Linked DNA regions of Homo sapiens: region 2 is linked to region 1. Evidence: chromatin contacts called from ENCODE Hi-C or POLR2A ChIA-PET data. All regions are on one chromosome and are shown on one strand. The core of a region is the stretch at or near the end of the contact, and the rest is flanking DNA. Distances in the headings are between cores, read along the strand shown. Region 1 holds the start of KLF5 (KLF transcription factor 5). Region 2 holds the start of KCTD12 (potassium channel tetramerization domain containing 12).

Evidence for each region. Hi-C counts contacts between places; a loop is a spot of excess contacts on that map. ChIA-PET counts read pairs that join two places held with the same protein, here RNA polymerase II (POLR2A). Pooled maps may share reads with other maps.
Region 2: a loop to region 1 is called in a map of naive thymus-derived CD4-positive, alpha-beta T cell, with 8 times the contacts of the local background. The contact joins the promoter of KCTD12 here to the promoter of KLF5 in region 1. A Hi-C loop is called at or near these places in 1 of 168 maps with a recorded cell type or tissue (naive thymus-derived CD4-positive, alpha-beta T cell) and 7 of 50 pooled maps. POLR2A ChIA-PET finds 5 or more read pairs at or near these places in 1 of 52 experiments (activated T-cell).

Annotation. Positions count from the first base shown.
Region 1 is chr13:73,056,974-73,060,938 of GRCh38, reverse strand. KLF5 (KLF transcription factor 5) reads right to left here and starts at 1,934. Exons shown (of 4, transcript NM_001730.5): 1 at 1,351-1,934. The coding sequence starts at 1,611. RefSeq lists silencers at 1,171-1,260, 1,581-2,190.
Region 2 is chr13:76,885,155-76,889,119 of GRCh38, reverse strand. It overlaps KCTD12 (potassium channel tetramerization domain containing 12), which reads left to right and starts at 2,715. Exons shown (of 1, transcript NM_138444.4): 1 at 2,715-3,965. The coding sequence starts at 2,972. The coding sequence ends at 3,949. RefSeq lists silencers at 2,488-2,917, 3,318-3,587 and an enhancer at 3,201-3,700.

The sequences.
Region 1 (3,965 bases), core at 685-3,184:
AAAATTGACAAACTGAAATAACCAAATACTTTTCAAACGGTGATCTCTTTTCTAGGCTATAAACCAGCTTGTAACAAGTCGCCTCAAGCCTTTTCCAGCTATCTTCTCTCCTAGTATAACTTAAGCCTACATTTTTTAACACTGAAAAGGAAATTTCGAAAGATAAGAAAACCAACTAGATGGAATGGCGCATATATTAGCTGTGGCACCTTAACAGGTAAATAAGACAGTCATTTTCTGCTACTACTTCATTTCAAATGCGTTTCATCTCGGACCTTGGTGTGGATGCGGACGGGGTTTCCCGGATAGACATGATTTAAAAATAAAAATTAACGCTCTCATCATGTGAGTCACATCTCTGACAAACGCCACTGCCCTCTCACAGCAAGACCCTGGCAGACCCCACGGAGTAGGCGCTGGGTAGCAAATATACGACACGCCAAAGAGCTACTAAATGAAGTGTCTTGAAATAAACTGAACTAAACCCTTTCGTGCACTGCGCTCCCGCGGCGGTTAGTGGTTTCTGATTTTAGCTCTTCCAGCTGTTTGCATGTGGGTATGTTTCCAATTTTTTTTTCCTTGGGACAGGCTAAAAGTCCCGGGAAGTTTTTTCTGGGCTATATGACTCCCTGCGTGGGCGAAAGAAACAGGCGGTTGCTCTAATTCGGCTGCTGGGCAAGTGTAAAAGCCAACTGCCAGCTTTCAACGCGGCTCCGGGAGGAAATTTACGTGCACACGAAGAAAACAACACCCCCGGTCTTTTTTTTTTTTTTTTTTTTTTAAGGAAAAATAAGCGCTCCGACACAACCTTAGCTTTCCTAACTCTCATTTTCCAAACGCGGCCCGCAATCGCTTCTAAAGCAGGTTGAGCCACCGGGTATGAAACCTTGGGGAACCTCTCCCCAGCACCCCAATTTGCGTTTCTACTTAACCCGAGACGATGGGGATGGGGGGGAGGGCTCCAATGCCTTGGCATTGGAGAGCGGTACAGGCGAAGGCGTAATTTAAGTAAAACTGAGCGTAAGGTACAAGGTTTCGTCCCTCAAGTGTAAGAAAAACAACTAAGGTGCGCGTGAGCACCCAGTTCCCTCCCTCTTACCTCTCCCAGGCCGACCCGCCGGGGCAGATTCCCCTCCATCCTTCCCACCCCCGGCCCCCCCCCCCATTTACTCTCAGCGAAACGCGGGGCCCCGGCCAGGCGTGCAGGGCGGGGCTGCCCACCCAGCACCGGCTCCGGTGCGCCCCGACGCACGCCCCAGCCTGGAGCGGCCCCTGTCGCCCGCGAGTCGCAGCAACGGGACACGCCCGAGCCCGGGAGTGCTGCGGTGGGAGGGGAGCGGCTCTTCCTACCTGGACCAGGTCCTCTGGAGGCAGCCGCGGGCCGGTGGCGGGCGGCTGGGCCGGCTGCGGGGCCTGCGCGGGCGCGGGCTGCGCCTGCGGGCGGTGGTGCGCGTGCTTCAGCTCCTCGCCGGGGAAGAGCGCCGCGTCGCGGGCCGGATTCGCGGCGCCCAGCACCGGCTTGAGCTGCGCGAACACCGGCTCGTCCTGCGGCGCCGGCGGCTGGGGCACGGGTCCCAGGCGGGCGCTCATGCTCAGCACCCTTGTAGCCATGGGCACTCGGGGGCGCAGCTCCAGGCGCGGGTCGGGCGCACTTCCCACCTCGCCCACGCTGGCTTGGGTCGGCGAGCTCAGCGCGGGGCTGCCGGCGGAGGAGGGGAGGTTTCGGGTGGACTCCTCAGACAGCGGCAGGCAGTTTTCGAAGGCGCGCACGAAAAGCAAAACTCTTCCGCTCTTCCACACGTAAACGCCAACGTCCTCCGGGCGGCCACTTTCTCCCGCCCCGCCCCACCGTGCTCTCAGGCTCTCCGGAGCCCGCTCCCGCCACCGCCGACCTCCGCGAGAGAACCGCGAGCGCACGTACCTGCCCCGCGACTACTGACACTTGACGCCCGCCTCTATTTCACCCAACTCCGGGGGGGCGGGGCCCGATCGCCTGATTGGCAGCGCCGCCGCGAATCCCGAGGCCCCGAGGCCGGCCAGGCCTGAGCGGCCAGCCTATGAGCAGGGAGAGAGGCAGCCAGGGCCCCGCCTCCGTCGGCCCGACCGCACCCCTCTCGGGCCACGAGCTTCGCGCGCAGGGCGGCCGCGCAGTTTGTACACAACTTCTCTGACAGATTGGGCTGGCGGAGCCGGGGGCGGAGGGAAGTAGCGGAGCGGGTGGAATCTGGGAAGAGGGGGAATTAGGGTGGAGACGCGGAGGGAGATCTCTTCGCACTGTTCTCTGCCAGGATTAGGAAGAAAAAGAGTATTGCACGTCTTAGGTGTTGTGCAAGGACCTGAAACTCAAAAGCTGAAACCCAGAAGGCAGCTAGGTAGGGGCGCTGAGGCTTTTAGAGATTTGTCTAATGAGTGTGTACTTTTAAATATCCAAAATGTACTTCTCTTTAGCAGAAAACTAGGGGCGGTGTGATAAACAAATTTAAAACAGCTCTTGTCCCTGTGTATCTTTAGCAGTGAGTGTATCCGTTTAACAAGGCAAATTCAGAATGCCTGAATAAAAGATTTGATGGCAAGCGTTTTTTCAGATCCTTGCATAAAAGCCTGGGTTTTTCCCACTCCTTCAGGATTTTAATTGCTAGACGTTTTCCCACACATTTCTACTTCCCATCCGTGTGTGGGGAGGAGGGCTTGGGCCATATGAATTTTGAAGTTTCTAATATTTAAGCCGTGTTGATTCTAGCCGAAGCATGGAATCTAATTTAAGCACGACTAGCTCAAACGTGTATTTAAATAGACATTACATCTTTGACTTATTTTTGCTAGCACTGTATGTTCAAAAAATGGACTTTAATATTTACAAAGCAGAAACCTAGCACATTTACCTCACATTGTGGCACCTTTTCCTACGAAGAGACAATCAAAAAGCCGCAAACATAGACACAGAGCAGCTCTGAAAACTGGGAATCCAAATTTGTTGGAAAGTAATAGCCAAATATATTACCATCCATTTACTATGTTGTTATAATGGGAGGGTGAATTTTTGCCAGCAATCACCTAAGGAAACCACTTCCCTTAATCCTTAATGTTCTTGTACATGATTTTATCTGGCTTATTGGGAGGACGGAACAATAAACTGCAATAAAAATGCCTGTGATATTACTACAAATGTACATATGTTGACACACAATATACCATTAGACAGTTTTACATATACCACAGCCTATTCATCACTTCAGAGTAAAACAGCTTTAAAAAAAAGTCTTGGATAAAAACGTTCACTTCAAAGAGTGTATCTATCAAAGGTATGGATCTCATTTTCAATGGGTAGAAAATTAATATGCACATAAAGAAATGTATTTATTATTAGAAAATATAAAATTATGCTGTAAACTGGGTTTTTCTCCTTTTCCTTCTCTTCCTGTTGACACATGATTCATTTTTATAGCTGTGATCACTGCCTTCAGAGAATGGCTGATGACTACTTTCATGTTATCAAAGTATTATTTAATAAGTGCTTTTGCAAGTTTTTCTCTAACCAAGCAGCCCCATGCTGTCCATCTTCATCTTTAAAAAGCTGTCCTGCTTTTCTCTAATGTAAAACCTATCATGTAATTAATTAGCTTAGAAACAGATTATAGAATTAGGATGGGATTTAATGTAACTCTTTTAAAAAATTGAGCTTTGAAAGATTTTTAGTTACTTAATTCTGATAACATCAAACCTAAATGTGATGTAGATAATTCTTAATAGAACTTTTGTGCTCTTGTAACTTTAAGCTAAATCTAACTTAGATTTAATACATTCGGTAGCTGTATCTTAATGTGCTTTTAAACCTATCTAGACCTTTCCTTTTGTCTTTTTACGAGAGCTTCAGTGGCCCGGTCTTTCAACCTAAGTTTTCACTGCAATAAAATCCATGTATTTTACTGGAAATGCTTCTATAATTTCACACCACTTTTTAACAT
Region 2 (3,965 bases), core at 1,466-3,965, 3.8 Mb before region 1:
TATACTATATTTATTTGTCTCCCTCGCAAGACTATAAGCTCCTAGTGGGCAGTGATTATTTTTTAACATGCAGCCTGGAATATAGTAGTAGGCCCTGAATAAATAGTGGTTGAATGCTTGCGTGAGCAACAGATATTTATCAAATGCCTGTAATATACCAGCTCTGTTCTAGGCAGTGGGGGTGTGGCAGTGAACCAAGCAGACAAAAACTGCTGAAGTCTTGGAGTTTATATTCTGATGTAGGAAAAGAGTCAACAAATAAGGCAAGGAAGAGGAAGCTGCAGTGAGGCTGTGCTGCATTAAGAAGTGGAATCAAGGAAAGGTCTTGCTGGGCAGACCTGAAGAAGGTGAGAAGGGAGGGACCTGAACAAGGTGAGGAACACGGGAGGGAGGAGAAATGAGACTTTTACAAGGATGTGCAAAGGCCCTGAGAAAACAAGAAAGGGGCTATGTGGCTAAAGCCAGCCAGCTCCTGGGGGCAGGGCAGGAGATGTGTCAGAGAGGTGCTGGTGGGATAACTCCAAACATGTAGAGTCTTGTAAGCCACTGAGAGGACTTTGGATTTTGCTCTTTCTGAGATAGGAAGCCACTGGCAGGCTCTGAGCAGAGTGACATACCAGCCTTGGATTATAAGCAGGGTCCCTGTTTTTGTTCTGGTGATACAAGACTGTAGGAGCAGAAGTAGAAGCAGTTAGGAGACCAGTGCAATAATCCAGGCAAGAGATGATGGTGGCTTGGTCCAGGGTGATGATAGGGAGATGGTGAAATACGTTAATAGTCTAGAAAGATTTTTAACACAGAGCTGGCAGGATTTGCTGATGCAATGAGCAATGGTAATTATACAAAAATATGTGCAGAACTGATACAAAGAAGGCTTTTCTTGGATTTGTAGAAAAGAGGCTGGTTTTGTCAGGTCTCTGACACTAATATAACGCCTAGTAGCACAACCACCTCGAAATCCTGCACTGGGACTTGGAAGTTTTGTGTTATCTATTATTTATCCCAAAGAACAGAACAACAACAAAAAAAGAATGTTGAAATACATTCAGTATCAAAATCTGTACTTGCAATTAAGATAACTGGTTTGGGGGTTGATCTCATTTCAGCACACTGACATGAGCGCGGTAATTGTTGAGCAGATATAAACATTTCAAAATAAAAATGACATTTATCTGTGAGGAGACTGTGAAGCTCACTGGGTAGTTACACAGAAGGATAAATTTTATCAAGAACAAAGATCTTGCCTGATTTATCCTGATGTGTGGTCTATACTTCAAACTGATGTGATAACTGCGCAGACCCCTGACCCTTTGCTTATTGGGCTACACTGAAAGCGCTTTGGAGATTATTCGCCTTTGCATTCCTCACTCCCTGGTGCCCTGCAAATAATAGCAGGTACACAAGAAACATTCAGTGACCCAATCATTTCTTGACACCCTCCTCTGCACTCTTCTCTTTTTGCAGCATTCAGGAGCTCTTACTTATTTTCATACCCAAATCAGTGATCAGATAATCACTCATAAATATGACATTTCAGAACGTGCTGGGAGCAGCGCAGACAGTGTGTAGGGAGCCATCCAGAGGCCCCACCCACCTGGGAAGCCAGGGAAAGCTTCCAGGGGGAGGGGGCGGTTCTGTGGGCTGCAGTCCGAGGGGGAAAAGCAAACGTGTAGGCAGCAGGAGTTGAGAGATGGGATCCAGACAAGGGCCTTCAGATATATAAATATCCCTTTCTGAGACTGACGGGAACTTGGACAGGGCCGAAGAGTGACCGAGGCATGCGGGAGAGAAGGGGCGCCTGGACTTTTGGAAGGATAAACATGCAGGCGCCAAAGGTGGCTTTAAAAATTACGTTAGATCTGCAACTGTTGTGAGTCTAAGGGCGCGATTCAACGAAGGCTGAATGGGACCCGGAGACCGAACGTTCCGGAGTCTTACCCCTTCACTTCGAAGTGAAGTGCCTCGAAGGCCCTGCGGGAAGAGGGAATTGCAATTAAGAGCAGATTTGAAGCTTCATCTCATTTTGTCTCTGCAGCCAGAAAATAAACTATCGTAAAGCATCCTACTGCGGGACACTGAGGTTTGCTTTTTGTTTCTAGGTTTATTTATTTATTTTCCAGGCTGGCTGCAAGGCAACTTGAACAAAATCTGGCTGCGCTCGGACTGGGGCGGCTCTTTCGTCTCTCCAGGTTTTTCGCGTCTCTCTACTTTCAGTGACACGACAACCAACGATGGCAGGCCGCAGCTGCACTGCTGGAAGCGCCCAGTTCCGCAGGCGGGAGGGCCGGAGGCGGCCACGCATTTCCACTCCCGGGGCGACAGGCTTCCGAAAGTTCACGTCCTCCTTCCAGAGTCCTTGGGTGCGGGCTGGGGCGAGAGGGGAGGGGGCGCGGTGACTGTCCCTCCAAGGAGCTGTCTTCCGAAGCCGCCAAGTCTCGGGCGGGTCCTCTTCGGAAGAGGGAGAAAGTTGGGCGGGACCACGGGGCGGGGCTGGTGGGTGGGGAGCGGGTGGGAGTCCGGGCGCCCCCAGCGCTCGCGAGCCGGGGTGGAGCCAGCAGCCCCGCGTGGCGTCCGCGTTTAAGATGCAAATCGAGTCCCCGCTCCCCACCTCCCCTCGCCCGGTAAGCGAGGCTCCGCCGCCGCCCACGCCTCCTGCGCGCCACGGCACCAGAGCAGGCGGCTCTACTTAAGCAGCGCGCGGGCCGCGACCCGGCACTCGCCTGGAGCGCGCGGGCAAGGCGGGCGGAGCGCACTGGAACTCAAGGGGGCGCACAGCGGCGCGCTCGCACCGCTCGGCTCCGCGCGGCTCTAGGAGGTGGCGGCGGTGGCGGTGGCGGCGGTGGCGGCGGCGGCGGCGGCGGGGCGCAGGGCTGAGCGAGCGTCCGGGTTCCGGGGCTCCGGGGAAGGCGGTTGCAGCTCCTGAGTGCAGCGCGGCTTCCTGCCACTGTCCCGGCCCGGCCACCTCTCTGTCATGGCTCTGGCGGACAGCACACGTGGATTACCCAACGGGGGCGGCGGCGGGGGCGGCAGTGGCTCCTCGTCGTCCTCCGCGGAGCCACCGCTCTTCCCCGACATCGTGGAGCTGAACGTGGGGGGCCAGGTGTACGTGACCCGGCGCTGCACGGTGGTGTCGGTGCCCGACTCGCTGCTCTGGCGCATGTTCACGCAGCAGCAGCCGCAGGAGCTGGCCCGGGACAGCAAAGGCCGCTTCTTTCTGGACCGGGACGGCTTCCTCTTCCGCTACATCCTGGATTACCTGCGGGACTTGCAGCTCGTGCTGCCCGACTACTTCCCCGAGCGCAGCCGGCTGCAGCGCGAGGCCGAGTACTTCGAGCTGCCAGAGCTCGTGCGCCGCCTCGGGGCGCCCCAGCAGCCCGGCCCGGGGCCGCCGCCCTCGCGGCGCGGGGTGCACAAGGAGGGCTCGCTGGGTGACGAGCTGCTGCCGCTTGGCTACTCGGAGCCCGAACAGCAGGAGGGCGCCTCTGCCGGGGCGCCGTCGCCCACGCTGGAGCTGGCTAGCCGCAGTCCGTCCGGGGGCGCGGCGGGCCCGCTGCTCACGCCGTCCCAGTCGCTGGACGGCAGCCGGCGCTCGGGCTACATCACCATCGGCTACCGCGGCTCCTACACCATCGGGCGGGACGCGCAGGCGGACGCCAAGTTCCGGCGAGTGGCGCGCATCACCGTTTGCGGAAAGACGTCGCTGGCCAAGGAGGTGTTTGGGGACACCCTGAACGAAAGCCGGGACCCCGACCGTCCCCCGGAGCGCTACACCTCGCGCTATTACCTCAAGTTCAACTTCCTGGAGCAGGCCTTCGACAAGCTGTCCGAGTCGGGCTTCCACATGGTGGCGTGCAGCTCCACGGGCACCTGCGCCTTTGCCAGCAGCACCGACCAGAGCGAGGACAAGATCTGGACCAGCTACACCGAGTACGTCTTCTGCAGGGAGTGAGCTCCCCAGACCCCCT